Linked DNA regions of Homo sapiens: region 1 is linked to region 2. Evidence: chromatin loops called from intact Hi-C (ENCODE). Cell type or tissue: Caco-2. All regions are shown on one strand. Each heading gives the region's core, and the rest is flanking DNA. Links, peaks and the distances in the headings are about the cores only.

The links. Peaks named below come from ENCODE experiments on the same cell type or tissue, not always from the same donor. Only the 100,000 strongest peaks of a DNase experiment are listed, where the experiment ranks them.
Region 1: a loop joins it to region 2, with 9 times the contacts of the local background. A loop is called at or near these places in 2 of 110 quality-filtered maps.

Annotation. Positions count from the first base shown.
Region 1 is chr12:16,381,312-16,396,688 of GRCh38, reverse strand. It overlaps a transcript of MGST1 not described here. Among named protein-coding and RNA genes, the nearest start is that of MGST1, 41 kb to the right of the region's middle. RefSeq lists enhancers at 13,145-13,737, 13,738-14,331. In Caco-2, for the core only: a CTCF peak has its summit at 10,438 (motif pointing left); DNase peaks (open chromatin) are centred at 10,458, 13,538 and 13,848; H3K4me3 peaks cover 647 bases.
Region 2 is chr12:17,580,749-17,596,149 of GRCh38, reverse strand. LINC02378 (long intergenic non-protein coding RNA 2378) reads left to right here and starts at 7,072. Exons shown (of 5, transcript NR_146522.1): 1 at 7,072-7,156; 2 at 9,865-9,919; 3 at 11,628-11,688; 4 at 11,783-11,927; 5 at 14,214-14,327. It overlaps LOC124902888 (a long non-coding RNA gene), which reads right to left and starts at 6,961. Exons shown (of 2, transcript XR_007063231.1): 1 at 6,767-6,961. In Caco-2, for the core only: a CTCF peak has its summit at 6,991 (motif pointing right); a DNase peak (open chromatin) is centred at 6,989.

The DNA of each region.
Region 1 (15,377 bases), core at 7,378-15,377, 1.2 Mb after region 2:
CTATTTTAAGAGGAGTTGAGTTCTTTATTTGATCTCAGCTTGGTTGCTGTTGGTGTGTAGAAGAGTTACTGATTTATGTATATTAATTTTGTGTCCTGAAACTTTGCTGAATTTGTGTATTAGTTCTAGGAGCTGTTTGGAGGAGTCTTTAGGATTTTCTAGGTATACAATCATATCATCAGCAAACAGCTACAGTTTGACTTCCTCTTTACCGATTTGGATACCCTTTATTTCTTTCTCTTGTCTCATTGTTCTGACTAAGACTTCCAGTAATACATTGAATAGAAGTGTTGAGAGTGGGCATCTTTGACTTGTTCCAGTTCTCAGAGGGAATGCTTTCAACTTTTCCCCATTCAGCATTATGTTAGCTGTGGGTTTGTCATAGATGACTTTTACTACATTGAGGTATGTTCCTTGTATGCCAATTTTGCTGAGGGTTTTAATCATAGAGGGATGCTGGATTTTTGTCAAATGCTTTTTCTGCATCTATTGAGATGATCAGGGAAATGCAAATCAAAACCACAACGCAATACCACCTTACTCCTGCAAGAATGGCCATAATAAAAAAAATAATAGATGTTGGCGTGGATGCAGTGAAAAGGGAACATTTCTACACTGTGGGTGGGAATATAAACTAGTACAAACACTATGGAAAACAGTGTGGAGATTCCTTAAAGAACTAAAAGTAGAACTACCATTTGATCTAGCAGTTCCACTACTGGGTGTCTACGCAGAGGAAAAGAAGTAATTATATGAAAAAAGATACTTGCATGTACATGTTTATAGCAGCACAATTCTCAAGTCCAAAAATATGTAACCAGCCCAGATGCTCATCAATTACTGACTGAATAAAGAAATTGTGGTGTGTGTGTGTGTGTGTGTGTATATATATATATATATATATATATGATGGAATACTACTCAGCCATTAAAGGAACAAATTAATGGCATTCACAGAAACCTAGATGGAACTGGAGACTATTATTCTAAGTGAAGTAACTCGGGAATGGAAAACCAAATATTTTATGTTCTCACTCATAAGTAGAAGCTAAGCTGTGGGGATTCAAAGTCATAAAAATGATACAATGGACTTTGGGGACTTGGGGGAAGTGGGGGAGGGGGTTGAGTGATAAAAGACTACAAATTGGGTTCAGTGTATACTGCTCAGGTGATGGGTACACCAAAATCTCACAAATCACCACTAAAGAACTTACTCATGTAACCAAATACCACCTGTTCCCCAAAAACCTATGGAAATAAATTTTTTTAAAAGAAGACTTATCATATAGCTATTTTAATTAAGATACTGCATTACTATGCTGGGTTAACGCATAGATCAATGTAACTAAATGTAGAGAGGTCAGAAAAGTACACGGACATATATGGATACTTCACATATGGCAGAGGTTTATTGCAACTAAGTGAAAAATAATGGACTTTTAAATAAATGGTGATGAGAAAATTGGATCCCTACCTTCTAATATATATATAAAAAATCCTTCCCCAGCATTATGACCTATATGTGAAAAATAAAATTATAAATACTTTAGAAATTAATGTAAATATTGTTATAAACTAGGAGTATTATAAAATTTATTCAGAAAGCACCAACCCAAATATAAAATATATTAAAATTAATTACATTAAAATGAAAACCTTATCAAAAAAATTGTAAAGCATGTGAAAAAACAAGCTGTCCATTGAGAGAATATATTTGCTATACATAAAATTGATAGGGGCTAGTTTTCAGTATATAAAAAAAACTATGAATCCATAAGAAAATCATGAATAAGGCCAGGTGCAGTTGTTCACACCTGTAATCCCAGCACTGTGGGAGGCCGAGGCAGGTGGATCACCTGAGGCTAAGACTTGGAGACCAGCCTGGCTAACATGGTGAAACTATGTCTCTACTAAAAATACAAAAATTAGCCAGGCATGGTGGCAGGCACCTATAGTCCCAGCTACTTGGAGCCTGAGGCACAAGAATTGCTTGAACCCAGGAGGTGGAGGTTGCAGTGCAGTGAGCCAAGATCATGCCACTGCACTCCAGCCTGGGTGACAGAGCAAGACTCTGTTTCAAAAGAAAAGAAAAGAAAAAAGAGAGACAGAGAGAAGAAAGAAAGAAAGAAAGAAAGAAAGAAAGAAAGAAAGAAAGAAAGAAAGAAAGAAAGAAAGGGAGAGAAAGAGAGAGAAAGAAAGAAAGGAAGAAAGATAGAAAGGGAGGGAGGAAGAGTGAGAAAGAAAGAGAGAGGGAGGGAGGGAGGAAGAGAGTGAGAAAGAAAGAAAGAAAGAGAGAGAAAGAAAAAGAAAGAGAAAGAAAGAAAGAAAATGATTAATAACTAAATAGAAAAAATTGGCAAACAAACTAAATGAACATTTCCAAAAGGCAAAACTCCAATGGCAGAAAAAAAAGAAAAGATACTTGCCACAATAAAAAAATAAATTAATTAAAACTACAATGGGATACTATTAATCATTCACTAATTTGAGAAATATGAAAAGTTCTAACAGCATCAAGTGTTGATAAAGATACGGAGCAACAGGAACTCTCACACTTCTGTGGAAGTGTTCTTTAATGCCATCACTTTGGAAAATAGTTTGTAATTACCTAGTGTAATTGGAAATGTGCATATTCTACAGTCCAGTAGTTAGGCCATATAGTCCAGAGAATAGATTTTATGTTAGCATAAGGACACATGTACCTGAATGTTCGTGCCAGCATTATTTATAATAGCAAAAACTAGAAGCAGCCTAAATGTTCATAAACTGGATAAAGAAATTGTGGTCTAGCAATATAGTAGATTACTAAACAAAATGACAATAAAAGACTATACCATTTGATTCAGATTGGGTTTGAATGGAGTTTAACTGATACAGTATCCTGGTAGTTTAAATACATTCCTGGTGTTGAAGTGTAGCAGATACCTCTGGGCCACAGGTCTAAGGAAGGAAAATCAAAATAGTGTGGGTAACATAATGAGCGCAACAGGCTTAGTGCACTGTTAGAATAATATCTGGAATCACAGTGTACTTTCTTTCCTCAAACCCATGTCCCTCAAGATCAGAGGGCATCAAAGGTTTATAACCGTTTTAATTACATCCATCAACTCTGTTACCTGCTGTTTCTCTAGGCCTTGAGTTTGATGAAACAATGTTCCAAATCTGTGGTTTTTCCCTTGCACCTTTGCTGCTACTACTGTCACCACAGTGGCAGTGATCCCAGACTCACTGCTGTTGTGTGAGCAGCCTCTCGTTGCAGGTTTTGCCTGCCCTGAAAGGCTCTGAGAGTGTGGCTATTCCTCCCATAACCTCCTCTTTCACTTTACTCTTTTGGAAATGAGGAAGGAAACTGCAGGAAGCTAAAGCTGCTTCTCTTTCATATGACAGGGTAGGTTTCTCTATTCTTGACATTTTTGGGGAAAACTCTCCTACCACTGTCACCATTCACAGATTTACTGTGAAGCTAAGGAAGCAAAAATATCAGGGCCCCCTTATTTGCACAGGCATCTTCCAAAGGCCTGGCAGGGGCTCTGGCAATGTGTTTATGTGGTCATATGTCTCTAAACAATTTACAAAACTAAAAACAGGAAAGAGTTAAGACCACTGTCTATTCTCATTTTAACTTCCCCCTTATAAAACTTCAACTCATGATGGGTGACATTAGAATGGCCAAGAGCATTTTCTATATATGGTTAAGGGGAACTTGAGCTGGGAGTGCATTTCTAAGGTGTTTTAGTGGGATATAGATAAATGTCTATACCTATCTACCTACTATCTCTCTAGGTCCCTCTAGATAGATACAGATACAAGTAATTATATAATAGATATAGACAGTTATATATATACAAAAATGTATATTTCAATCTATCTATATATCTATCATATGTATACAGATATATCTTTGTATATATCCAGATAGATATATCTTTGTATATATCTAGATAGATATAGAGACATACAGAGATATAGAGACAGGAAAATAACTTGGCCGTATTCCAAAATGACTAGAAGACTATAAAGCCATATCCCAAAATGACTATAAGACTATAAGCAATATCTGTTTTTCTTATTTCTGGAACAAAAGTGAAGGACTGGAGTTGAGATTATGACTTGAACATATATTATTGTGTCAGGCATTCAAACTATGTACATACTGGGAGAAAAATGAAACTGAAATGTATGGAACTACCAGTTAGCCTGGGGAACATTCTTCCAGAAAGTTTACAGATAAAGAAATTTGATAGAAATCTTTCTAAATTTGTCAACAGTCCTAAAAGTTTGCATGATATTACTGAGAAAGTAATAAAACGAAACTTTCTGAGAGTGCCAATGAAATTAACCATGCTAGAGGCTAGTGGAAAGAATTATCTTGTTCTTACTATAGGAAATCAAATTACACAATCATCGTCATGTGAAGAGGCAATCAAAGAAGACGCAATGCAAATACGCAAAAAAGAATTCTAGAGATAAGATTGACAAGTAAAAATATTGCTCTTCAAAGCTGGAAGCTTCACATCACCCAACTTCAAATGATATTACAGGGCTACAGTAATCAAAACAGCATGGTAATGGTACAAAAAGAGACACATAGACCAATGGAACAGAATAGAGAGCCCAGAAAAAAGGCCACACACCTACAACCATTTGGTCTTTGACAAAGCTGACAAAAACTAGCAATGGGAAATAACTCCCTATTTGGTAAATGGGGCTAAGATAACTGGCTATCCATATAAAAAAGATTGAAACTGGACCCCTTCCTCATGCCACATACAAAAATCAACTCAAGATGGATTAAACACTTAAATGTAAAACCCAAAACTATGAGAACTTTGGAAGACAACCTAGGCAATACCTTTCTGGACACAGGAATGAGCAAAAATTTCATGATGAAGATGCCAAAAGCAATTGCAACAAAAGCAAAAATTGACAAATTGGATCTAATTAAACTTAAGAGCTTCTGCACAGCAAAATAAACTATCAACTGAGTAAACAGACAATGTGCAGAATGGGAGAAAATATTTGCAAACTATGCATCTGACAAAGGTCTAATATCCAGCATCTATAAGTAACTTAAATTTACAAGAGAAAAACAGACAACCCCATTAAGAAGTGGGCAAAGGCATCAATAATACACTGGATAAAGAAAATGTGGCACATATACACTATGGAATACTATGCAGCCATAAAAAATGAGTTCAAGTCCTTTGCAGGAACATGGGTGAAGCTGGAAATCATCATTCTCAGCAAACTAACACAGGAACAGAAAACCAAACACTGCATGTTCTCACTCAAAAGTGGGAGTTGAACAATGAGAACACATGGACACAGGGAGGGGAACATCACACACCAGGGCCTGTCGGGGGGTGGGGGGAAAGGGAAAGGGGAGGGAGAGCATTAGGACAAATAAATAATGTATGTGGGGCTTAAAACCTAGATGATGGGTTGATAGCTGCAGCAAACCACCGTGGTACATGTATACCTACATAACAAACCTGCTCGTTCTGCACATGTATCCCAGAACTTGAAGTAAAATTGAAAAAAAAAAAAAAGAAGTGGGCAAAGGACATAGACATTTTCCAAAAGAAGACATACATCTGGCCAACAAGCATATGAAAAAAGTTCAATATCACTGATCATTAGAGAAATGCAAATCAAAACCACAATGAGATTTCACCTCACACCTGTCATAATGGCTATTACTAAAAAGTCAAAAAATAAAAGATGCTAGAGAGGTTGTGGAGAAAAGCGAACACTTATGCACTCTTGGTGGGAGTGTAAATAAATTCAACCATTGTGGAAAGAAGTGTGGCGCTTCCTCAAAGAGCTAAAAACAGAAATACCATTTGACCCAGCAATCCTATTACTGGGTCTATACCCAGAACAATACAAATAATTCTACTATAAAGACATACATGTGAATGTTCATTGCAGCACTCTTTACAATAGCAATGACAGGGAATCAACCTAAATGCTCATCAATGACAGACTGGATAAAGAAAATGTGTACATATACACCATGGAATGATGTACATTATGTAGCCATAAAAAGGAATAAGAACAAGATTGTGTCTTTTATTGGAACATGGATGGAGCTGGAAGCTATTATTCTTAGCAAACTAGCACAGAAACAGAAAACCAAATACTGCATATCCTCACTTATAAGTGGAAGCTAAATGATGAGAACACATGGACACAAAGAAGGGAACGACAGACACTGGGGCCTACTTGAGGGTGGAGGGTGGCAGGAGGGAGAGGAGCAGAAAAGAATAACTATTGGATACTAGGCTTAGTGCCTGGGTGACAAAATAATCTGGACAACAAACCCCCAAGACATGAGTTTGCCTATATAGCAAATATGCATATGTTTAGAGTTTAAACAAATACTGTTTTTTTCTATAATTTGTAGCATGTGTTAGCTTTCTAAAGTGGACAATTTTTTTAAAAAATTCTCTACCCAGTTTAATATTTTAAATTGTTCTTTTTTTTTTTCCCCTGAGGTGCCCTCAAATTACATAAGGTTTAGGCCCCATAAAACCTGTATATGCCCCTGCCTCTATTACATTTCCTAACCAGAGAAATGTGTAAATGTCAGTCTTTGCTGGAGTTATTCTGACAAGATGTATTTAGGGCCTCCCTTTTGGAGCGCTTGCCACATAAATGTGAACATATCAAAATGAGCCTTCGTGTGTGAAATTTCAACCCTCTGACGGATGGAGCTGCAGTCTGTATTGCACTTCAACTCCCTTTTCACAAGAGCATTGCTCTCTTTTTCTCTTTTTCTACTTACGCAATCCTGCCTCACTCTTCATTACAACTTCCCCTTGGGAGCACCTGATCCAGTGCTTCTGGCTCTCATCACTCTATTTTGCCTCTACCGAGAGATCTCATGCCTCACTCCCAGCCACCTCTGCAAGCTCTTACTATGAAAACTCCAATATTGCTCACTAAACACGTGTTCATACTTCAAACCCCAATGAGTCAGCATCAGCTAATAACACCCTTCTTTCACATTCCAAACTCTCCCTCCATCTGGAATCCTTGCTTCTCTGTAGTCCCTCCTATGAGGTACTCATGTCATATTGCTGCACCTACCAGACCAAGGAAATCCAGGGAAACCCCATTTTTCTACTGGCTATCCTAAGAAGGGCAGGGAAAACCCAATATTTTAAATTGAAATTTCAAGAGTTTGGAATTTCAAGAGTAAGCAATGTTCCGTGCCGTCAATTTGACCCGACCCATGGAATCACAAAAAAGACAAAAAGAGACCTTATTTATTTTAGTTCAACTACAGTCTGGTTTAAATGGTCTTCTATAAGCAAAACAGGACACTTAACCACTATTCTCAACATTATTTTTAGGCAAGTTGTGCTCTTGCATTACAAATAACTGGCTCAATAAATGACTGTTGAGATACAAACTGTTGATGCATCGAGTAAACAAACTATTTCTTTTCAGTTTGTGAAGCTAAAATTTCCTTCTGTTATTTCTGTAATTGGAGCTGGTTGCTGGGTAAGCCATCACATTATCTATCACCTAGGTGTCACTATGGCTAATTATTAAAACGAATCCCAGTGCAAGGTATTTACCATCCCTATGCCACCTGTATTTGTCTTCAGATACGCAAAGTGGCACTTTACAAGATTAACTTAATTTCCCCAAGAAGGTTCAGAAGCTGAACTTCAAGAAGCATTCCTTCTCTATTGCTGTTGCTTCCTGGGATCATCCATGGTTTTCTGTTTTAAAGTGGCCTTCATCTGAGATTCAGTGTAGTTGCTCAGTGGAAGGTCCAGGCCTGGCCTAGAGCAGGAGTTCTGGAAGGACAGAGTACAGCTCCTGCCACATTACAAGAGTCTCCACTCAAGTCTCCTAAAGCTGCCTTAAGCCTCTCCAGTTCCTCGAGGTCCATTAGTTTTAATTTAAGGATGTAGAACTCAGCCTGTGATAATGCCTAGGCCAGTGTCGCTTGAAGGGTTCCACTAAGTGTTTCCAGTGTGTCACAAAATAAATACAGAAATTGAGAGTAAGCATTAAAAGGACACTTATAGCCAGCTGATATTGCTGTGACAACCAAGCATATAGTTAATTAACTGGTTTTAATAAACAGGGAATACAGTAGACACCAGTTATCTGCAAGTGTATATTTCAAGAGTCCAGTTGATGCCTGAAACTGTCAATAGTATCAAATCCTACTGGTAACAACTGGCCCCTGCCAGCTAGTGTGAGCCACCTTCAGCTCCGTGACGATGCTGGTGTAAACCAACCCACTGGGTTGCAAGTCATAGAAAAGCAAACAAGTAATATCCTAGGCCTCCACGTTCACTCCCCACTCACTCACTGACACCCACAGCAACTTCCAATCCTGCAAGCTCCATTTGTGATAAATGCCCTATACAAGTATACCATTTTTAATGTTTTCTACTGTATTTCACTATACCTTTTCTATGTTTAGGTACACAAATACTTACCATTGTGTTACAATTGCCTACAGTATTCAGTACAGTAACATGGTTGGTGCAAAAGTAATTGCAGTTTTTGTCATCACTTTTATGGCAAAAACCGCAATTACTTTTGCACCAACTTAATATGTCTATATACAGTCATGTATTGCTTAACAACAGAGATACATTCTGAGGGATGGATTGGCAGGTGATTTTATCTTTGTGAAAACATCATGGTGTGTACTTCCACAAACCTAGATGGTATGGCCTACCACATACCTAGGCTATATGGTGTAGACTATTGCTCTTAGGCTACAAATCTACGTAGCATGTTACTGTACTGAATACTGTAGACAAATTGTAGTGCAATGGTAAGTATTTGTGTATCTAAACATAGAAAAGGTACAGTGAAATACAGTAGAAAACAGCAGGGTGCGGCGGCTCACGCCTGTAATCCAGCACTTCAGGAGGCCAAGGCGGGCAGATCATGAGGTCAGGAGATCGAGACCATCCTGGTTAACACGGTGAAAACCCGTCTCTACTAAAAATACAAAAAATTAGCCAGGCGTGGTGGTGGGCGCCTGTAGTCCCAGCTACTCGGGAGGCTGAGGCAGGAGAATGGCGTGAACGTGGGAGGCGGAGCTTGCAGTGAGCCGAGATAGCCCCACTGCACTCCAGCCTGGGCAACAGAGCGAGACTCCATCTCAAAAAAAAAAAAAATGGTATACCTGTATAGGGCATTTATCATGAATGGAGCTTGCAGGATTGGAAGTCACTGTGGGTGAGTCAGTGAGTGAGTGGGCAGTGAATGCGAAGGCCTAGGACATTACTTGTTCGCTTTTCTATGACTTGCAACCCAGTAGGTTGGTGTGCACCAGCATCAACATAAAGAGGGGAGTAATGCTTTGCACTATAATGTTAGGACAGCTATGACATCACTAGGTGATAGAAATTTTCCAGCTGTATTATTATCTTATGGGTCCACAGCCATATATATGCTCCATCATTGACCAAAATGTCATTATGCAATGCATGACTGTGCTGTTTTTTTTCCCATTTATACATGTATGTCATGCACTATGATAAAGTTTAATTTATAAATTAGGCACAATAAAATAAAGATTATAAAGTTTGTAAAGTTTAATTTACAAATTAGGCACAGTAAAAGATTTAACAGCAATAACTAGTAACTAATAATAAAATAGAACAATTATAATATGCCAGCATTACTACTCTTGGACTTTGGGGCCATTATTAAGTAAAATACATGAACACAAACACTGCAATGCCACTACAATCGATCTGATCACCAAGCTGGCTGCTAAGTGACTGACAGGGTGGACAGTGTATATTGTGCAGAGACGCTTGATAAAAAGATAATTCACATCCCAGGCCGGATGGAGTTGGAAGTAGATTTCATCACTCTACTTAGAGTGGCACACAATTTAAAACTTACGAGTTGCTTATTTCTGGAAATTTCCATTTAATATTTTTGAACTGCAAGTGACCATAGGTAACTGAAATTGCAGAAAGGAAAACTGAGACAAAGGGGGCCTACTGTACACAGTTTGGGTGTTCGCAAACTCACACAGTGAGCGGCATACTGGTCATATACAGTAACATCAGGCATTGGCCTGCAAAAGATCAGAAGTAAAAACTATTTTTTAAAAGCTAGCTCGTAATTCTTCATGACAGATTGTTTTAGAAGCTTCGGTCTCAGTATTGAGAGTAGGCTGGGAGGCAGGAAAAGTTTAATGATGCAAGTTGGAAAGATCCCAGGACCTCTATAGAGATAATCCTGATTTCTGCACAGTCTGAGTAATTTTCGGCATTGCCATACCCTTGCACTCTAAATCCATGTGCTAGGGCTAAGTTGTGCCGAGTCCTAGCTTGGGTGACATGCCGCTATAAACTGCTTCTTCAGAGCCTGCGGAGCACTTTCCTTCTATCCAGCAGAGTAGAAATAACTTGCCGCGTGTACAGCACTGATGTCCAAAAGAAAAGTCACACAGGGACATCTAGTGGCAATGGGAAATCACCGATCTTCTCCAAAAGAGCTCAAGAATTTCCAAACCACAAACTGCTTGGATACTTTGGACTGGTTTATTGACCAGTGCAAACCTCGCAACCTAGCAAATTTGTCACTGCCTCCGAAGGCAAACAGGCATACAGGGAACTGAAATAGAGCTGGGTAGCCCTGGCCAAAAGGAGCCCACACCTAACGAGCCACTGAAAGACCAAATGAAGCAAAGAGTGAAGGCAGTAGGCAGATTCTTTAGGCAAGTGTGCTGAGAAGAGGGTAGATAGGAGACTCTCATTTTATGGGCAATTACTTCAATACTCTCTAGTTGGCTGTCAAATAGACTTGACTCTTAAGAGGTAGAAAAGACGCAAAACTCCAAAAGAAACTGTATGTATTAAAAGCAGCCCTCCAAACTTGCTGATCTATCAATTAGCATTTGCAGAACTCTTAATGAGAGTTACTTGTGAGCTCCACAGTATCGTGCCAAAGACAAATCAAAGTTAGCCACCCAGATTGAGGAAAAAAAAAAAAAAAAGAAAGCCCTTTGAAAAGAGACGGGCTTCTCCTGGGCTTTGATGGTAGGTCTGAAACTAAAAGAGATACAGTTGCATCAGATTATCATTGTTTGAAACAGACTTTTTCCCAGGCAGATGTGCAAATAAATTGTTAATAAAATAAGTATAAATTTAGCCGGTAAAAATTATAGTGGATTTTACTTGAGAAAAATATTGAAAGCATATAACCACTGATTTTTGCCATTTCTATGTGTAATAAGATCAAATATTATATACAATTCATGCACACAAATGTAGTTTTAAAGAAATCATGTGATTGATGTAACCTCAGAGTTCTTCCTTCACTTCCAACCTCCCTCCACCTAATGACAAAAGAAATTTTAGACTTGCCCCATTCACACTGATTACAATGGTCCATTGCAGCAGAATTCATATTGCAGTTCAAACTATTTCTTATTAAAATTTCTCTTTTCAAGATTCTCCTCCTCTCCAAAATAAAATTTGGGCACAATAAGAACTTTATACTGGGGAGGCGATCTTTAGTTCCAAATTATATTTCTTCCCTGGCTTCTGCTTCTCTGAGTTGCAAATAGTTTCTTCTGATCTGTCCTATCTAAATCCATTCTAGCAAGTCCACGGTGGGTGAAATCCATGGGCTGTTTTCTCAGCATATCTAGCACCTGATACTATTTCCCCTTTCCCACCTAACTCCTGTTCCTTCTTTGGCCTCTACCGTTACTCTACAACTCCACCTATAGTCTCTGCTGTAACCCCAGCTAGAGTTATCCCTCACTACAGGGATCCCTGTGATAGGCCTACTGCTTCGCAGCCATCAGCTGCCTTCTGCATCCCACAAGGAGCATGTCAGAACTCCAGGAAGCTGCGTACAAAAGTACGTCAAGAGATACTTAGGGGTTTTCTCTCTGGAACTCACCCCTGCAAACTACCTGACCAATATTACTATGCTTTTGGGCATCCCCTATTGCACTTAGGTGCCCTGTGATTGGGATTCTTCCCAGAGTTTGGTATAATAAGTGAGATATATTGGTTTTCTAGAGCAATTCATACCAAATTACCACAAACTTAGCGGCTTAAAACATAAATTTATTATCTCCCAGTTCAGGAGGTCAGAAACCTGAAATCAAGTTGTTGGCAGGGTTGGTTCTGTCTGGATTCTCCAGGGCGTCTGTTCCTTGCCTCTCTCCTACCTTCTGGTTGCTTGCAACCCTTGGCATTCCTTGGCTTGGGGCTGTGTAACCCCACTCTCTGCATCTGTCCTCACGTGGACTTCTCTCTGTGTCTCTGCATCTGTTTCCCCTTCTCTTCTAATTATTTGCCATTGGATTTAGAGCCCAATCTAATCCAGAATAATCTCATCGAGATAACCTTAACTTAATTATGTCTGCCCAAACCCTTTTTTCCACAAAAGGTCACATTTATAGGTTCCAAGGATTAGAAGTTGGATACATTTTGGGGGGCAGGAGGGCACATTTAAATCAATTACATGGGGCATATCCTTCAATAGGGTGCCTATCTTCTCACAAAGGCCAGAGATGGGTAAGTTCCCTCAGGGGACCCCAGCAGTATCCCAACCCAAGATCCATTCTCTCTGAACCCCCTCTTTTTGTACCAGAGGAATTTCTACTTTTTGTCCCTTTTCAATGAAGAATTCCCCCTGTTGCACCTGTGTTAATTCCTATTTGTGGGCTTCTTGAATAGAAAATGCCTCCTCTCCTCTTCCCTTTGGTAATAAAGTCTCAGGGCATAGTGTTAATGAAAAAAAATGCAACAAAAACCTGTATGGTTTAAGAAAGAGATTATGCCATTTGTAATCATATTTTAAAATAATATCTGTATTATACATGTGCAGACACACACAGAATAGTATGTTATATTATGATATTGTCCCCACATGGCAACATCTTAACACAAACTTTAAGAAAGAAACTCAGGTCCGGGTATGGTGGCTCACGCCTGTAATCCCAGCACTTTGGGAGGCCAAGGCGGATGGATCACCTGAGGTCAGAAGTTTGAGACCAGCCTGACCAGCATTGAGAAACCCCATCTCTACTAAAAATACAAAATTAACCAGGTGTAGTGGCACATACCTGTAATCCCAGCTACTCAAGAGGCTGAGGCAGGAGAATCACTTGAATCCGGGAGGCAGAGGTTGCGGTGAGCTGAGATCATGCCATTGCACTCCATCCTGGACAACAAGAACAAAACTCCGTCTCAAAAATAAAAAGAAAAAAGAAAAGAAAAGAAAAAGAAAAAGACTTGGAAAAAAATATATAAATTTTTACCATGTATAAAAATGTAATCACATGGACCAACTGAAAACAACTCAGAAAAACAAAACTCAGACTTACATATAAAACCTTCCTCTGTGGAGTGCAAAATATTTTAAAAGTATTAGCTCAGAGAGAAGCCAAGATGGCCGAATAGGAACAGCTCCGGTCTACAGCTCCCAGCGTGAGTGAGGCAGAAAACGGGTGATTTCTGCATTTCCAACTGAGGTACCAGGTTCATCTCGCTGGGGAGTGCCAGACAGTAGGCGCAGGTCAGTGGGTGCAGTGCACCGTGCACGAGCCAAAGCAAGGCGAGGCATCGCCTCACCCAGGAAGTGCAAGGGGTCAGGGAATTCCCTTTCCTAGTCAAAGAAAGGGGTGAGAGACGGCACCTGGAAAATCAGGTCTCTCCCACTCTAATACTGTGCTTTTCCAATGGGCTTAAAACAAGGCACACCAGGAGATTATATCTCGCACCTGGCTCGGAGGGTCCCATGCCCACGGAGTCTCGCTCATTGCTAGCACAGCAGTCCGAGATCAAACTGCAAGGCAGCAGCGAGGCTGGGGGAGGGGCGCCCACCATTGCTGAGTTAGTTGTTTGATTAGGTAAACAAAGCGGCTGGGAAGCTGGAACTGGGTGGAGCCCACCACAGCTCAAGGAGGCCTGCCTGCCTCTGTAGGCTCCACTTCTGCGGGCAGGGCACAGACAAACAAAAAGACCGCAGTAACCTCTGCAGACTTAAAAGTCCCTGTCTGACAGCTTTGAAGAGAGTAGTGGTTCTCCCAGCACACAGCTTGAGATCTGAGAACGGGCAGACTGCCTCCTCAAGTGGGTCCCTGATCCCCGAATAGCCTAACTGGGAGGCACCCCCCCAGTAGGGGCGGACTGACACCTCACACGGCCGGGTACTCCTCTGAGACAAAACCTCCAGAGGAACGATCAGGCAGCAGCATTTGCGGTTCACCAATACACACTGTTCTACAGCCACTGCTGCTGATACCCAGGCAAACAGGGTCTGGAGTGGACCTCCAGCAAACTCCAACAGACCTGCAGCTGAGGGTCCTGTCTGTTAGAAGGAAAACTAACAAACAGAAAGGACATCCATACCAAAAACCCATCTGTATGTCACCATCATCAAAGACCAAAGGTAGATAAAACCACAAAGATGGGAAAAAAACAGAGCAGAAAAACTAGAAACTCTAAAAATCAGAGCGCCTCTCCTCCTCAAAAGGAATGCAGCTCCTCACCAGCAACGGAACAAAGCGGGACAGAGAATGACTTTGATGAGTTGAGAGAAGAAGGCTTCAGATGATCAAACTACTCCGAGCTACAGGAGGAAATTCGAACCAATGGCAAAGAAGTTAAAAGCTTTGAAAAAAAAATTAGATGAATGGATAACTAGAATAACCAATGCAGAGAAGTACTTAAAGGACCTGATGGAGCTGAAAACCAAGGCACGAGAGCTATGTGAAGAATGCAGAAGCCTCAGTAGCTGATGCGATCAACTGGAAGAAAGGGTATCAGTGATGGAAGATGAAATGAATGAAACGAAGCGAGAAGAGAAGTTTAGAGAAAAAAGAATAAAAAGAAATGAACAAAGCCTCCAAGAAATATGGGACTATGTGAAAAGACCAAATCTACATCTGATTGGTGTACCTGAAAGTGATGGGGAGAATGGAACCAAGGTGGAAAACACTCTGCAGGATATTATCCAGGAGAACTTCCCCAATCTAGCAAGGCAGGCCAACATTCAAATTCAGGAAATACAGAGAATGCCACAAAGATACTCCTCGAGAGCAACCCCAAGACACATAATTGTGAGATTCACCAAAGTTGAAATGAAGGAAAAAATGTTAAGAGCAGCCAGAGAGAAAGGTCGGGTTACCCACAAAGGGAAGCCCATCAGACTAATAGCTGATCTCTCGGCAGAAACTCTACAAGCCAGAAGAGAGTGGGGACCAATATTCAACATTCTTAAAGAAAAGAATTTTCAACCCAGAATTTCATATCCAGCCAAACTAAGCTTCATAAGTGAAAGAGAAATAAAATACTTTACAGACAAGCAAATGCTGAGAGATTTTGTCACCACCAGGCCTGCCCTGAAAGAGCTCC
Region 2 (15,401 bases), core at 3,326-11,325:
AAAAAAAAAAAAAAAAAAAAAAAAGAAGAAATGAAGGACGGATGCATGTTATATGAATAATCCCTGCAAACATTATGCTAAATGGAAGAAGCCAATCACAAAAGATGACATATGACATGATTCCATTTACATAAAATGTCCAGAATAACCAAATCTATAGAGACAAAAATTAGGTTGGGGATGGTGGGAATGGAAGTGACTGTTAATGGTACATGGTTTCTTAGGGATGATAAAGATGTTCTGGAATTCAACGTAGTGATAGTTGTACACTGAATGAATATATGAAAATCATTGAATCATATGCTTTCAATAGATTATTTGTGTGGTATGTGAATTATATCTCAATAATTTTTTAAAGGACATGAGAAAGAAATGGAGACATAATTTTAGTTTCCATTATAGAATAAAGACAAACATTATATCTTTTGTCTTGGAATCAATTAAAAACTAGGAGTTAGGGTACTAATACATATTCCTAGATGTGGGTTAATCATGGCAGGCCCATTTTCTGTGTCACTCCGGATGGCATCTCTCAATGTCATTGTCTTACTATTGCTGAGATAATACTTCAGGCTTAGATGTGCATAACCAAGCCATAACTCCCTGTCTCCAATCATTACTAAAGCAGAACAAAAGATGTTCTCTAACCCAGCATCTTTCTACAATTTCCCTACAATCTGCTATGCTAAAAATTTTTACCCTTCTCAAGTCATTTTCATTTTCCCCTTTTTAAAAGTTACTAATGAGCCTTTAATCGGACCTCAAATCAGAAAGCCCTTCCCAACGGCTTTATCCGCTTCTTGATTTATTGTCTATGGCATTCAGTATATCATGATGTAAGCTCCATAAAATCAAGCATTTTGCCTCTCTTTGTTATGACTGTATCTCCAGTCTTCTAGAATAATGCTTATAGACAGGTGGCATGAATTAATGAATCAAAAAATAAATGAATAGGTTTCAGCTGACTTCATTTGTATACAAATGCATGGGAAGAATAGCACACATTTAGTGTCATTTTCTTCTACAACTGAATTAATGGATCAATAGCTCTATAATCTGGTTAAATACTCAGAAAAACTATTGTGTTTATCTTTTATACTCATCTAACAATAAGTAAAGAATAGGGAGCCATTTTCGTTTTTCTAGCATTGACCTCCAAATTTGGGGTGTATCAATAATTTGTATTTTTAAAAAATAAGCATTTTCTTTTTGAATTTATATGTAAAATGAGAAATTTAATGCACCTAATAAACATGTTTATTTACAACATATATTAAATATACATGTGTGTGCTTGTATAAATTTATATATAAATTATCTCCCTCAAATAAGGTATATGATGAGTATGAGTCCATTTGTTTTAACGTTGGGTGGGAGAGAAAAAAAAATAATAAGAGAAAAGAGAGATGAATGCTTTCAGTTATTAAAAACAAATGCATTTGCTGTTACGTGTTTTTTGAAAATTTCAAATTTTCAAAATAACATAAAGGATTTTTAAGCTATATCTACATAAATTTAAAAATTTAATTTGTTGATGAAAATTATTTTTTCAAATTTATACAAAAATATGAAGGTTTAATATTTTATTACAAAAAACTAATACTATTTTGTGATATTATTGTAAAATGCTATTAATATTATAATGTTTTCCAATCTCAGGCAATTGTTATTATAGTAAGAAAAAATGTATCCAATCTTAAAAAGGTTTAAATACATAATATAAGGTCTAAAATAAAATATAATTAAATTAACATTATAAATGACTGAGGAAATGACTGAGTGGGAGCTTTACTCTCAGATATAATTCAAAAACAAAGGTCCAACAGGGGTTTCCATGTAACAGGTCTAACAGAGAATTATAATCAAGGAAATATGCTATCAACGTTGCCATCTTTGTAACTTTTTAACGTTTCTTATTTTGCAGGGTATTTGTATCCAGAATATATATTTTGGCCAAATGCCAAAAGACCCAGTGTTAAAAATATTATCATAATAAAATAAATTGTTGGTATTCACAATTATTAATTTTAATACAATTTTAACCACAAAGAATATTAAAATGTCAATATTTGAATGAAGTAGAGGAGCAAATATTTATTTGTACCATTAGCTGAGATTACTCCTTAGATCAATGTGCTGCACATTTGCCATTCTAAATAAATGCTCATTTGCAAATGAATTTGGTAGAGAAGAAAAGTATTTTGTTGGCTTGCTCTGTCAGCATCCACTATTGTGCAACATTATTTTGCAATAAAGGCATTGAATACAAACAACAACAACAAAACTAAACTAAGAGAACTTTAAGATCATTTCAGTCTTCTATTTAATTAAGCAATTTTATTCTACTTCTAAAATGATGATGAGTAAGATGATGCATTTCTATTAAGTATACTCTTTTGAAGGTTATTAGTGAGAGCTGGTATCTGCTTGAGGTATCTAATTTTTCTATGCCACTTTCATTTTTCTTCATTCTCTCTATGCTGTTCATTATATCTGACTCAAAGATGATTTGTCATGAATGTTACTTTTAAATGATTTAGGATTTTCTTCTCAATGAAATTTTGAGACTGAAAGTTGGTTCTTTGCTTTTTATCCTCATAAGATGTTTTAAAAAACTATCAGTTATAACTGTTTTCTAGAAAGATTCATACTCTAAGTATAAATAACTAGCTAAAATGTGTAGAGTTTATATGTTGTTTAAAGTTAATAATGTTATTACACCTAGTTACATAACAATAAAAATCATGAGATAATCTAATTTTTATTTTTTTCTAGTATTATCTAAATTACATAAACATTTGTTGGCTCAAAAGTATATAATCTTTCTAAAGATTTTTATATAATTCACTTTCTTAGTATTCACATTAACTCTCATTTCACTATTTATCTATTTCAAAGTCCTTAATTGTTTTTGAACATACAATTAACAACTTCACCCCTGTGAATTATTGTAGCATTTTCTATTATAATTAAAAGTAAACATATATAACCAATAACTAGTAGAATGTCAATGCAAAAAGTACCTTAGAACTAGTTTTACTTTCAATTTGATCTGGAATACCTGCCTATATTTGAATATGCATATTCAGATATTAACTATATATAAAATGTCACACTTGCTTTTATTGTTGACACTAGTATACTAATTGGCTATAAAAGTACCTACGTGATTGTACCATCAATGATGAAATATAGTTCATAGGGGCTAGAACGGACATAAACTAGATATTCTGTGATTTGGTTTTCCAAAGCCCAGACCTGACACCAGACCCAAAGCAATTAAAAAAAAAAAAAAAAAAACCTAGATTTGAGCTGAACACCCAAACTAAAACTACATCCCAATGCACCATTAGCCGTTTTCTTAACTTTCTGTTTCAATCTAGCCCTAAGGGCAAGTTCCTCACTGTGAAAAGTGATCAAGTGATTATTTCCCAAAGGCTTTAAATGAGGTTCTTTATAGGCCCAGGAAAGAGGTCATGTGGGCCTAGTAAATTGTTAGATAATGTGCAGCCAGTACTGAAATGTGACCTCAAACGTAATGTGGGAAAAGGCGGCCAAGAGGAGGAAATGAAACAAACTGATTTCCAGAGCCTAAGAGTGTGAGAAACCAGTATAAAGCAGTAGACCCTTTGATTGACTTTGACCCTGCACATTTAGGAGGAGGGCAAATACGACACTAATAAATATTGAACACTTAACATATGGCAATCACTGGGCCAGACGACTTATTAACTGCAGAAAGAACTATGTAATTTATGTGCCCCGTGGAAAATGAAAATTGGGGGGCCCTATTCAAACATTATTAAGAATTTCCATAGAGCAACAGGAGAGCATTAAACTAACTGCAGGGCTCCTCTAAGCACAGGGTGCTGTGCTGTGTGTGTAGGCAGTTCCCATGTCCACGAAGCTGGCTCTGATGGTTTGTCACTGGTGCCCTCACAAATGCTCTGTAGCATATTCTATTATCCCTCTTCTATGGTTAGAAAACTGAAGCTTAGAAATATCTATTATAATTTTCTCAAGTTTACACACCATGCAAGCGACAAAAACAGGCATATATAAAAATAGCCTGTTTTATTTTAGCAGGTGATATGTTTTAAAGGCTCATAAAGCACAGTAGAGGAATTATATACACCATCTTAAAAATATGTATTTACTGTTCATACACTGTTCATTTCTGATCATCTCTTGATATATTCTCATATATATCAATATATGAGAATCTCATATAGCATAGCAAACACACTTCCCTCTGCAAATGCCCTGCTAATACTTTTCCAAATTAGAGTGTGGTTATACATTCAGCGGATAGAATACTGCACTACAGTTATGATAACGAGAGCAGTCTTTGAGTTTTTCAGCATTGGTATACAGTTAGGACTCCATTATCAGCAAAGACACAGGACTAGAATGGTTGAAGCTGAAGATTCAATGGACTGCTTCATGGATGGTCCTCCAAAAGTTCATTAATATTGAAAGCCAGTGTAATTACTCTCACAAAATCCCATGATACTTGCAAATCTTATTTTTTTTTTTTTTTTGCCAATTTTTCATTTCTGTTTTGTAATAGAGAGGTGGCCTTTTGCCCACAGGAGCGCACCCCGTGAATCACCAGCACTTGCACTGTGCCACGGAAGGGGAGCTGCCATATTATTAATTTTTTTTTGAGGAAGGTAAGTGAGAAAGGACATGCTGTAAATAGCATGTGACTTCCCTCTGAACAAATTAGGTCCTGTGAATTGCATAAGTGAGCAAATCTAATTTTAGTGAACAAAAGAAGCTGGGAGATGCTGAGTGTAATTTTTATGTAAAAATAAGAAGTCTCCAAAGACAACTCTCTTTAAACAGATGAATGCAAATTACCAAAGTCATCCAAATAGAGAAGGTTGATTTATGCATTTTCCATTGTATCCTTCAACAAAAAAAGCTTTTTCTGTTTCCAAATAGTATGCATTTGGGGTAAAGTTTCACTTTACGCACCAAGAATGGCTGAGAGAAGAGAGCTCCAAAGCAGTCATGTAGAGAAATTGTTTCTCTATCTTTTTTTTTCTAGAACACAGCTTCTGCCAAATAGTCTGTCCAACTGTCTACTGTATCCACTTTTAGCTACTTGAATTTTAATTAAAAGTTTCAATGTTATATATCAGAATATATGATTAATTCTCCATTGGCACCCTATGTCTTCAGCAGAGGGCAGACACGATAAGAGAAAAATCAATTCTGCTTGAACATAGCTGCTAAATTCCCAAATCGACACCAGCCATTTTAGAAGATGGGTCTTATTCCATCACCCTCACAGCATTGTCAGTGCTTACTAGTTTAGTTGTAGCTTTCAGTGCACAAATATCTTAAAACTGCCAGTGAATTGTTAACTACTAATACAATCCTTAGAGGATTGTCTGGTTCAAGACAATGTGCTACTTGTATGGTTTTCACTACTCCTACAGGGTTTCTTCTTCTCCTGTCCTCTTTCCAGTATGGGCCTTTCTAACAGCAGCTTTTATAATCTATAGCAAGAACAAAGGAGTGTAATTCTCTCTCTTTATATATTCCTGTATGTGTGTGTTTGTGTGTTTTCATCCATATACCCATATTAATTCAAGAAGCATTTAATGAGTGCCAGCTACTTAAACCAATCATGCTTCTAAGAACCGAGGATCTTTCAGACAAAATCTCTTGGAGCTTAAAGAGTAGCAAGTGACATTTGTTGTTAGTAAAATAATATTTTTAATTACTTAACTGGCAAATTTTTGTCACCCTAGTACTGTGCTTTCACCTTAAAACCCAGGCTTTCACCATATGTGATTATTTTGGAGACCTTCTCATGGTATATGCTTCAAGTTTTTTGTGACTTTCTCTGTTTCCCTTACATCTAGATTGCCTTTTTTTCCTTTTAAAATGTGTAAATAAAATGTCCCCAATTCTCTATCTTTATTGGTTCATAATTTTAATTTTAAAATAAAACAGCTTCAGTATTTAATCCTGTAACTTACATGAAATTCATTGTCCACCTTCTCTCAAAAGATTTTTAAGGGTAACTAGAATCTTAAATTTCCATGGTTACATCTCACTACATTCCTTTTACCTCTGAATTTTCAGTATATATTTTTGTGTTGAATCCTATGGATCCTAGCCACTTTCCTTTTTTTTTTTTTTTTTTGTCTCTTTACTTATGGAATTTGTTATTTCTCCTTCATTTTCTAAAGGTTTTTTCAAGGCTTTAACAGAAGTTTGGGTATAATTATTAAGAATCACTATAGTATAAGCACAGTCTAGAAACCAATTAAATTTTCTCTGTGTTACATATCAATTTGGTAAGGACTATGTAATTCCTGCCATGAGGTGGAAATACTGGATTCTTCTCTTGGCCCTAAGTTTCGTTTATTGACCTGTTGTTGGTCCATCTCTCTAGAACTCTCGGCTGAGCTTCAGGCCTTACATTCAGTATGTATTCTATCTCATTGTTGGCATTTCAAATGTATCTCAACTTCATATATCTAGACTGAATTCATCATCTTTCTTTCCAAAACAGGCCTTCTCTCAGTATTTCTTATCTAAGTAACTTTGGTAATTTTGCCATTTGTTTATTGCTTAAAAATCAGTAACCCAGTCCAGTCTTAGAACAATGTTATCTTCAATGCAGCCCAAAATAAACAGAAATTAAAATATTTTAATCTTTAAGCTCTTTCAAATATATCAGGTGCTACAAGTACATTGTTAAATAAAATAGATATTTAATCACTGGAGTGCATTGGCGCGATCTCACCTCACTGCAAGCTCTGCCTCCCAGGTTCAAGCCATTCTCCTGCCTCAGCCTCGTCACCCAACCACTAGACTTCAGAATCTCCCAGAAGGTTCTTTTTTCTTCCACAAATACATTTTCTTTCAACCAAGGTGTCCTATTCTGACATTGTCTCATTTTACCCGTATTGTGCTTATTTCCTGCTCTACATGCCTTGTCCTCCAGGAGGCTCCAGCTAGTCACTATGCAACACTCTTGCTCCATTGTGATGAGGGAGCGTTTTTCTTCTTCTAATGCCCGTTGTCATTTTGTTGCAGTATCTGACTTCAGCGATTTGTCTTCTTGTCTCAATAAGTGTAAGAAGTGGGTAGAGGATGGAAAGGGAGAAGAAAGGATTAAAGTTAAGCCTGAATGGTAAGAATCCTCTCTTCAGATACCCATATGTAAATAATGTTTGCCCCATCAAATGTCTGTGTGTCTTTCTCATCATTATATGTTCTTTTAAATTGGGATTGTGTTTCTGAAACCTCAGTGACTCAAATGTTTGCTGAATGAAGTAGCAAATGTCAAATTTCTGCTGGTAGGCATGTTCCATTATTAATTTGCTGCGATGTGTATTAGTTTGTAGCTCCAATATGTGTTTTTGAGTCTGAGAGGAGTTCTTTATTTGATTTTTGTCTTGTAGAAAACAAAACAACAACAAAAAAACTGTGACTTTTTGTTCTATTTTGAATCGAATGTAATAGAAAGCAACTCACTGCCTCAATGTATCTTCCCTGACATCTGCCAGTTTCTCTAAAGCTTACAATGAGAAGGCCTCTCTCAAGGGTTTTAGATATTTTAGATTATTTTGAGATCACATGCATATAAATTGTATATAATGAAACATAGTTTAAATACTTTAAAAGTATTCTACTTTCAAAATTGCAAAATAAAGTTGCTATTCCTGAATCACTTGGGAAGATGTTGAATAGAGAGGCTTTATGTATTAAGTATATTACATACTTATAAATATTTTAAAATCTTTTATACATTGAAATATATTAATTATAACATTATCTTCAAAATACCAGAACACAGGAACTTAGGAGTTAAAATCGAGGGAAATTATATTCTTTACCTACTCTAATGTGACTTAATTTTGCAAAAGTATGTAGACAGTGGGAAAATGTTCATACTTTATGTGTTATATTAAAGAGGAACCATGGGGGCATATTAAGTCATATATAGGTGCATATTTCCTTAATGTCAAAAGTTCAAATAAAATATCTAATGTATGTACTTTTTAATATTATTTTACTCCAGAATCTCATTATGTTTCATTATATTAAAATAATGTACTGCATTTTGTTATGTGATTTGTGTTTTCTGCTTCCTGTTTTTCTCTCAAATGTGTGAAAATGCTTTGTGTCACTAATTTTATCTTCATTCTGATGTCTCATTAGTAGGTATTATTTTCAAAGATATATGTTTTTGTATGGAAGTAAAGATGTAAACTATTCACTTCCCATTGTTTCTAAAACATCGTTATCGTCCATGTTCAAGCAGAAACACATTGTTTAATTGTGCTAGCAGCATTTGCACAAAAAAGCTTCAACCCCCAGCTCTTCCACATAACATTCTGAGGATTTCATGGCCCCAGTTCTCCATTTTAAAAATACAGTTAGAGGATAATTTTGATACCTTTCAACCCTTAACTTTGACAAAGAAAAAAAGGTATCACTTAACCATTTTGTTGATATTTTATTTGTACTCCCTTTTCCAAGAGGAGTTAAGTTAGATAAAAAGATCAGCAGGATAGGCCTCCAGGCTGAGGCTACCCAGGATTGGACTCAATGTCTGGAAATCACTTCTGTGATTTTAATATGAGTTGAGTTTCTGATCAACAGTTTTGCAGGGATATAAATGTCACACATTGTACATGACACCCCCCCCATGTCAGCCATTATAAAGATATTCTATACTGCCAATATTTTAACATCAATTAATCACTGTACTTCTAAATGTGTTGAGTTGGTTTTATTATGTTCACAGTGTACTGATGATTTTATTTATTCAACAAATGTTTATTAAGCACGTAGTACAAGTCGGTCACTGTGGTAAGTTTTGGGACAAAGCTTCTTACCTCATATGCCTGATACTATAATGGGTAGACACTAAATAATAAACAAATTAACACAATAATTATAAAACAAATACAACATTGAAGTGTAAAGTGGCTGGCAAAGCTAATTAAAGCTAACTAGCAGTAGCTTTCACATAAAGATCATAAAATATATTAAATAGTGGGTTGAGCTATATTCTCTACCAAGAATATAAGAAGCCGAATCTTTTGAAAATTAAAGAAGCACATTAGGGAACGTGGCTGTAGGAGTGTATTTAACTATCCCAAGGTACAAATAAGTACAAAGAGAAAAGGTTCTTTTTTAATAGACTAAACTAGATTAAGAAAAAAGTTTCAGAGATATACATTAATAATCAATATGTATTATTAATATTTAATTAGCTTACTTGCAACTGATGAGTTTGTATATTGTCACCTGAACAATAAAAAGACAAAAATGAGGGATTTCATTCGTATTTAGCTGCCAAGAAAATCTTTTAGACAATTTATTATTTTTGATGGTAGAAAAAAGGGAAGGAAGAGGCCGGGCGAGGTGGCTCACGCCTGTAATACCAGCACTTTGGGAGGCCGAGGCGAGTGGATCATGAGGTCAGGAGATCAAGACCATCCTGGCTAACACGGTGAAACCCAATCTCTATTAAAAATACAAAAATTAGCCGGGCATGGTGGCGGGCACCTGTAGTCCCAGCTACTCGGGAGGCTGAGGCAGGAGAATGGCGTGAACCCGGGAGGTGGAGCTTACAGTGAGCCAAGATCGCGCCACTGCACTCCAGCCTGGGCAGCAGAGCTCAAAAAAAAAAAAAAAAAAAAAAGAAAAAGAGGGAAAAAAAAAGGAAAGAAAAAAGGGAAGGAAGAAAATGGGATCTTTAAAGTCTGAAAGTTAAAGTTGGTTTGGGGGACAGTTAAGGAATATATATTATTGATCATGTTTAAATCTCTCTACATTTTTATCTCCAATTTACTTTGTTGTTCACCATAATATTCTCTTCACTTCTAGTTTCATTCTCCACCTTAACATGACCGCATCTACTAATAGCCAATAAAATGAATTGGTGAGTTGTTTTGTTTTTATATCATTGGCTTTGTGGTCTTTTCCTCTGTTCAGGCATTAAACAAATTACTCTTTCACAGAAACCATTACTTTATTTTCTTAGTCTTATTTATATTGATTATGAAATAATCAAATTATAGTATCAAATGGACAAAATTTAATTTTTTTAAAAGGCCTCAGACATATTCACAATAAGAAGGTGTAATTAGTAAATCTGCAAATCAATGGTATATTTATGCAAAGTTGACTCAAAACGGTGCTTCCATGTTAGAGAATTAATTATGCAAGTCTTCGTCCAATCTGGGCTCATTCTTGTAGGACAGTAACAAACGCTACCAGAGTTCACTGAAGCTTAGGACTCTCTTTTTAAAGATATTCGAAGTCGTTTGGTAACATGAGAATTTAGAATGACAATAAAAATGACTCATTGAAAGGCAAACAATATTAGAGATAAACCCTTTTTTGATTTAAATAATTGATAAAATGTATGTGATATATTAGGCATTCTAGTATCAAATCCCAATCATTTGTCATCAGTTGATTGACAGACACTTAAAATAAAATTATTATACCTGTGTTTAGATAATAGGTTTATTCTTGTTCCCGGTTCACATCTTTTTTGTATCTTGTTTCTACCTTAAACTGGTAAAATTATTTAGTTTTTCTCTTTCATCCAAAAGAATTGTCTACTTCTAGAATCAATTATAATAATATATAATATCTAATATTGGTATCTAATAAAATGTTTATAATACAGAAACATTCTACATATGAATAATTCTTAGAACATCTCAATAAAAGAAAAATAATTCTAAAACTTTATTAATGAAGAGTCATTACTTTTAAGTAGAATTAATCCAGTTTTCTCAAAATCTATTCAGAAAAAGCATTTACAGCTTGTCAGAATTAATTTAAGCCTTACTTGTATAGTTTTTATTTTTTACTTGTTTCTGGTTAATATGCCTGAAGAGCTGAGATCCAAAAAAATAATTTCTGCCATAGAATCAGAAAAAACAAAACAAAACAAAACTGGGGATGAAAATCAAGTGTAGGCATTACAAATTAACTTTCTTGACCATTTAAAGATTTTAGATAGTTCTTAGGAAATATTTAATTTTGAGTAGAACGTTTTGTGACTAGGCTTACTAAGATAGTTAATTTTTTTAAATCAGAATAACTAGATCAATTGCCTTGTTGCCTAAAATCTTAAGTTTTTTGGCCAAGCTGATGTTGGACAATTTTTTCTGCCAATTTTGAATAATAGATGTTTACTGCTTTTTTAAGCCCCTTCTAAACCTATAGCACCAACAAGGAGATTATATTTACATTTATTTATTTAAATTCAGCCAACATTAAGTGAGCTTCCACTTTGTGGCTAGCATTGTGTTAAGTATCTGCAATACAGAAAAGAAAATAATTACAGTCCATATGTCCAAAAAACTTATAGAAATTAAAACATTTTATTAGTTACGTATGGCTGTTTAACAACTCACTCCAAAAATAAAATGACTTAAAATGACAATATTAATTTACTGTAGCTCATAGTTTCTGTGGGCCAGAAAATCAAGAGTGGCTACACTGAGTAGACCGGACTTGGAGTCTCTCATGAAGTCACAGTCAGATTAGGCTAAAGTGTCTGACAGTGTCCATGTAAATGGCTAAAATGTTAATGATGGTGTTTATGGAGTTCTTTGCTTCTTTCCTCCTAGGCCTCTCTACTGGGCTGCTTGACCTTCCTCATGACATGGCAGTTGGTTTTTCCCAGAGCAGATAAGTCAAGAAATCAAAACAGAAATGACATTGGATTTTATGACCTAGCCTAAGAAGTGAAACATTATCATTTACTTTGTATTCATTTTATCACACAGGAACAACCATGATTCAATATGTGAGTAGGCTATACAGGAGACAGGAACCATTGGGAGCCATTTTGAACACTCTCTACTACAGGATCAAAAGCAAATAATTACAAAACAGTACATCAATGCAACAATGGCATTATATGTAAGGTAAATACATAGGACAGAATAATAAAGTCATAACTGAATATGAAGACATGATAGAAATTCTAATTAGGTATTATACTGGAAAAATATAAATGTCCTCAATAAGTTGAAATAGAGTATATGTATGTTACATTTTAGAAGTAAATATTATTTGTTTTCTATTCAATACTTCACTACAAAAATAAGTTAAACTATACTGTATTGCTAGTTACAGAAGTAAAGGTTGAATACAATTTCTTTAGTACAATTTTTTTAGATTCTTTATTCTAGATCACAAAAACTTTGACAACTTTTTTTTTATTTAAGAACATAGTGCTGAACATATCTTTAAGAGCAAAAAACCACAAATTATAATTTGACAAGAAATAGAATGGTGACTGTAATGAATCATTTTCTTACTGCCTTGTTTAATGTTAATAAAAATTAACTAAATAAAAGCTGAAAATAGCTTACAATTCAACACTTGTTTGAAGGAACAGGATTTTTGTGATCATCCATTATACATCTAAATGACTTCTATTGATACATATTAATCAATACTGGGCATATTAGCAGATTGTGTCTTTGGAATAACTTCTATACCAAGCCTAATATTTTTCTGATAATCATTGATGCAATTAATACATTCAGATGAAAAGTTTTAAAATAATTAATACGCACTTTTTTTTTTTTTTTTTTTTTTTTGAGACGGAGTCTCCCTCTGTCTCCCAGCCTGGAGTGCAGTGGCGCGATCTCCACTCACTGCAAGCTCCGCCTCCCGGGTTGACGCCATTCTCCTGCCTCAGCCTCCCCAGTAGCTGGGACTACAGGCGCCCGCCACCACGCCCGGCTAATTTTTTGTATTTTTAGTAGAGACGGGGTTTCACCGTGTTAGCCAGGATGGTCTCGATCTCCTGACTTTGTGATCCGCCTGCCTCAGCCTCCCAAAGTGCTGGGATTACAGGCGTGAGCCACCCCGCCCGGCCAGCACATTTATTTTTAAGAACAAATAGAAAACAACACATATAAATATACATATATACATATATTTCATGTGTCAGTAAGCATAATAAATCACAATAATAATGATCATACAATATTGGAGATATATATTATTTTTAAATTAAATGTTGTAGTCAAATTGGTGAAATGTTCAGCCCAATGTTATGTTCTCAGTTTGTACAATTAAAATGAGACCAGGTTTCTGTATTCTCATTCTTATTACTCTTTCAACAGTCAGTTCTAATGAAGATGACAGCCATCATTTAAATACACATCATTAGGTAAAGAACATAAATGTCAATAAAACATTTTCTATTAAGTAGCAGGCTGATGGCACCATAAAAATGAAAATTTTTCAAGTTGTAAAATATAGTCAAAGTCATAATGGAGTACATTAACACAGTTTGGCATTCTCTCCGTATTCCTTAGTGAACTGAAAAAGAGCTTTAATTAAAAATGATTTTGATTGCTTTACGTTTATACTGCAAAAGATGTACAATGTTTTCCAAGAAACTCTTCTTTACATGAAACTAACTTAGATAGATGTACACTACCTCTCAAATAGCTTCATTCATTTTTCTTTGAATTTTAAAAATTTCATTAATTGGTATTTATTTGAATTTATGTCACACAGAGGGCTTGAATTTGTGTGTACATCAGTGGCATGTTAATTCCACTTTAGCCCACATGTGTTAGTTGATGTAGTAAAATGTACATTTTTTACAAAACAGTACATATTTCAAGGGTTTGCCTAGTAAATGGACTCAGAAACAAGGTGCCAACTTTGTTTTTACCTTTCATATTGCTTCATTCATAACAGTAATATATGATCCTCCAAATTTGCCCAACATTATTTAAACTGAATTTTCTAAAAATAGAGATCTTTTGAGGTTTTCTTGTTTTTTAACTATATATCCATGAATACTTTTAGCTGTATGATACAAATTAGCAACAAAAACAATTTTTAAAAAAGAATTGCTGCTACTGACAAATTTAACTTCAAGGAAATTTCGTTTACAATGGGAAAGCAAAATGGATGTTTCGGTCCTAAATTAGATAACTGTACTACCTTTAATCTTGAAAGAGCGTTATTTTTTCAAAAATTATAGATTAATGCTTAGAATTTATTTAGAAGATATTTTCAATATAAGTCAGGAAACACTTATATTTTAAGGGTGTATGACAAAGAAATTAGATGCCTATAAATAAAATATAAGTCTAAATCAATTTGAGACAAATTTAAAGACTAATATAAACTTGGTATCTAGCTTTGGGAAATATCCCTTTATTCTCTTTTTTTGTCTTGAGCATTAATATAGAATTTTGGAGGGAAATCACGAGAAAACTGAAGACATCTGTCCACCAAGAAAAGCACAAAAGCTATAAACTGAAGATAGATATATTTTCAACTAACTGCAGTCTTCAAGTAAGCAGCTGTTATTTTAAAAAGCAGAAGTAGAGATACAGAGCACTACGATCTCAAATAGAATTGAGATTTAAAATTATGCATAAGGAATTAACATACTTTAATCCTAAAGAAAGAGAAAAAATATATTAAAGGTCATCGTGACTAGAACCTTTAATTGGCAAAAAGCTTGTATTCACACATCTTATCAGATGATTTCCATTTGTGAGCCATTCTTGATTCTAATTCTCATTTCATTATAACAAAGTTATAACAAAAAGGAAAACTACCACATTTCAGCAAATCAAAAGATAACCTCAAATATCTCCTTCACCTCCATCCTTCAATTGTTGCTTGAAGGAATTGTACACCCAAAAGCACATATACACACACTAATATAAGTACCACTAAATGCCATGCAGTATCATCTATGAGGGAAACACTGCCACTCAAATACACAGAGTTGTAAATATTCTCATTTATATTTTTGTCATTTTATAAACATTTCTGATATTAGCATCAAGAAAACAAAGGAACAAAAATAACAGTTTCTAAATAAAATAAAAAAGTGTAAACTTAGAATGTCTATGATTTAACAAATAAAAATTTTTCTCTTCCTCCCTCTCTCCTTCCTTCCCTCCCTTCCTCCCTCCTTCCTTCCTTTTCTTTCCCTCTTTCTCTTTCTTTCTTTTTCTTTCCCTTTCTTTCATCTGTCTTGCAAATACTCTTCTTATCCCTGATCTATTCATGTGTTCTCACCTGGGAAGAACAAAGCTTTACCTTTATATTACAACAGCTAAAATAGTTCACAGGAAATTAACTGAAGTTCCTTGGAAATTTTTCATGTTCAAATACTTCAACTTTGTGTTCAGATATTCTATTTACTGCCTTGGGCACTGTTATTTACCCATTCTGAATTAGGTTGCTTCATCTATTTAATGGGAATAAAATAACAATACCTAGAGATGGCAGTTGTGAATCATACAAGTTTTTGTAGATCTTCTTAGTATAAGATTAATAATTCTGTTTTAAACACATTATCCAAAGTTGCAACAAAAAATATGACTAGAATGCATTCTCCAGTTGTAAAT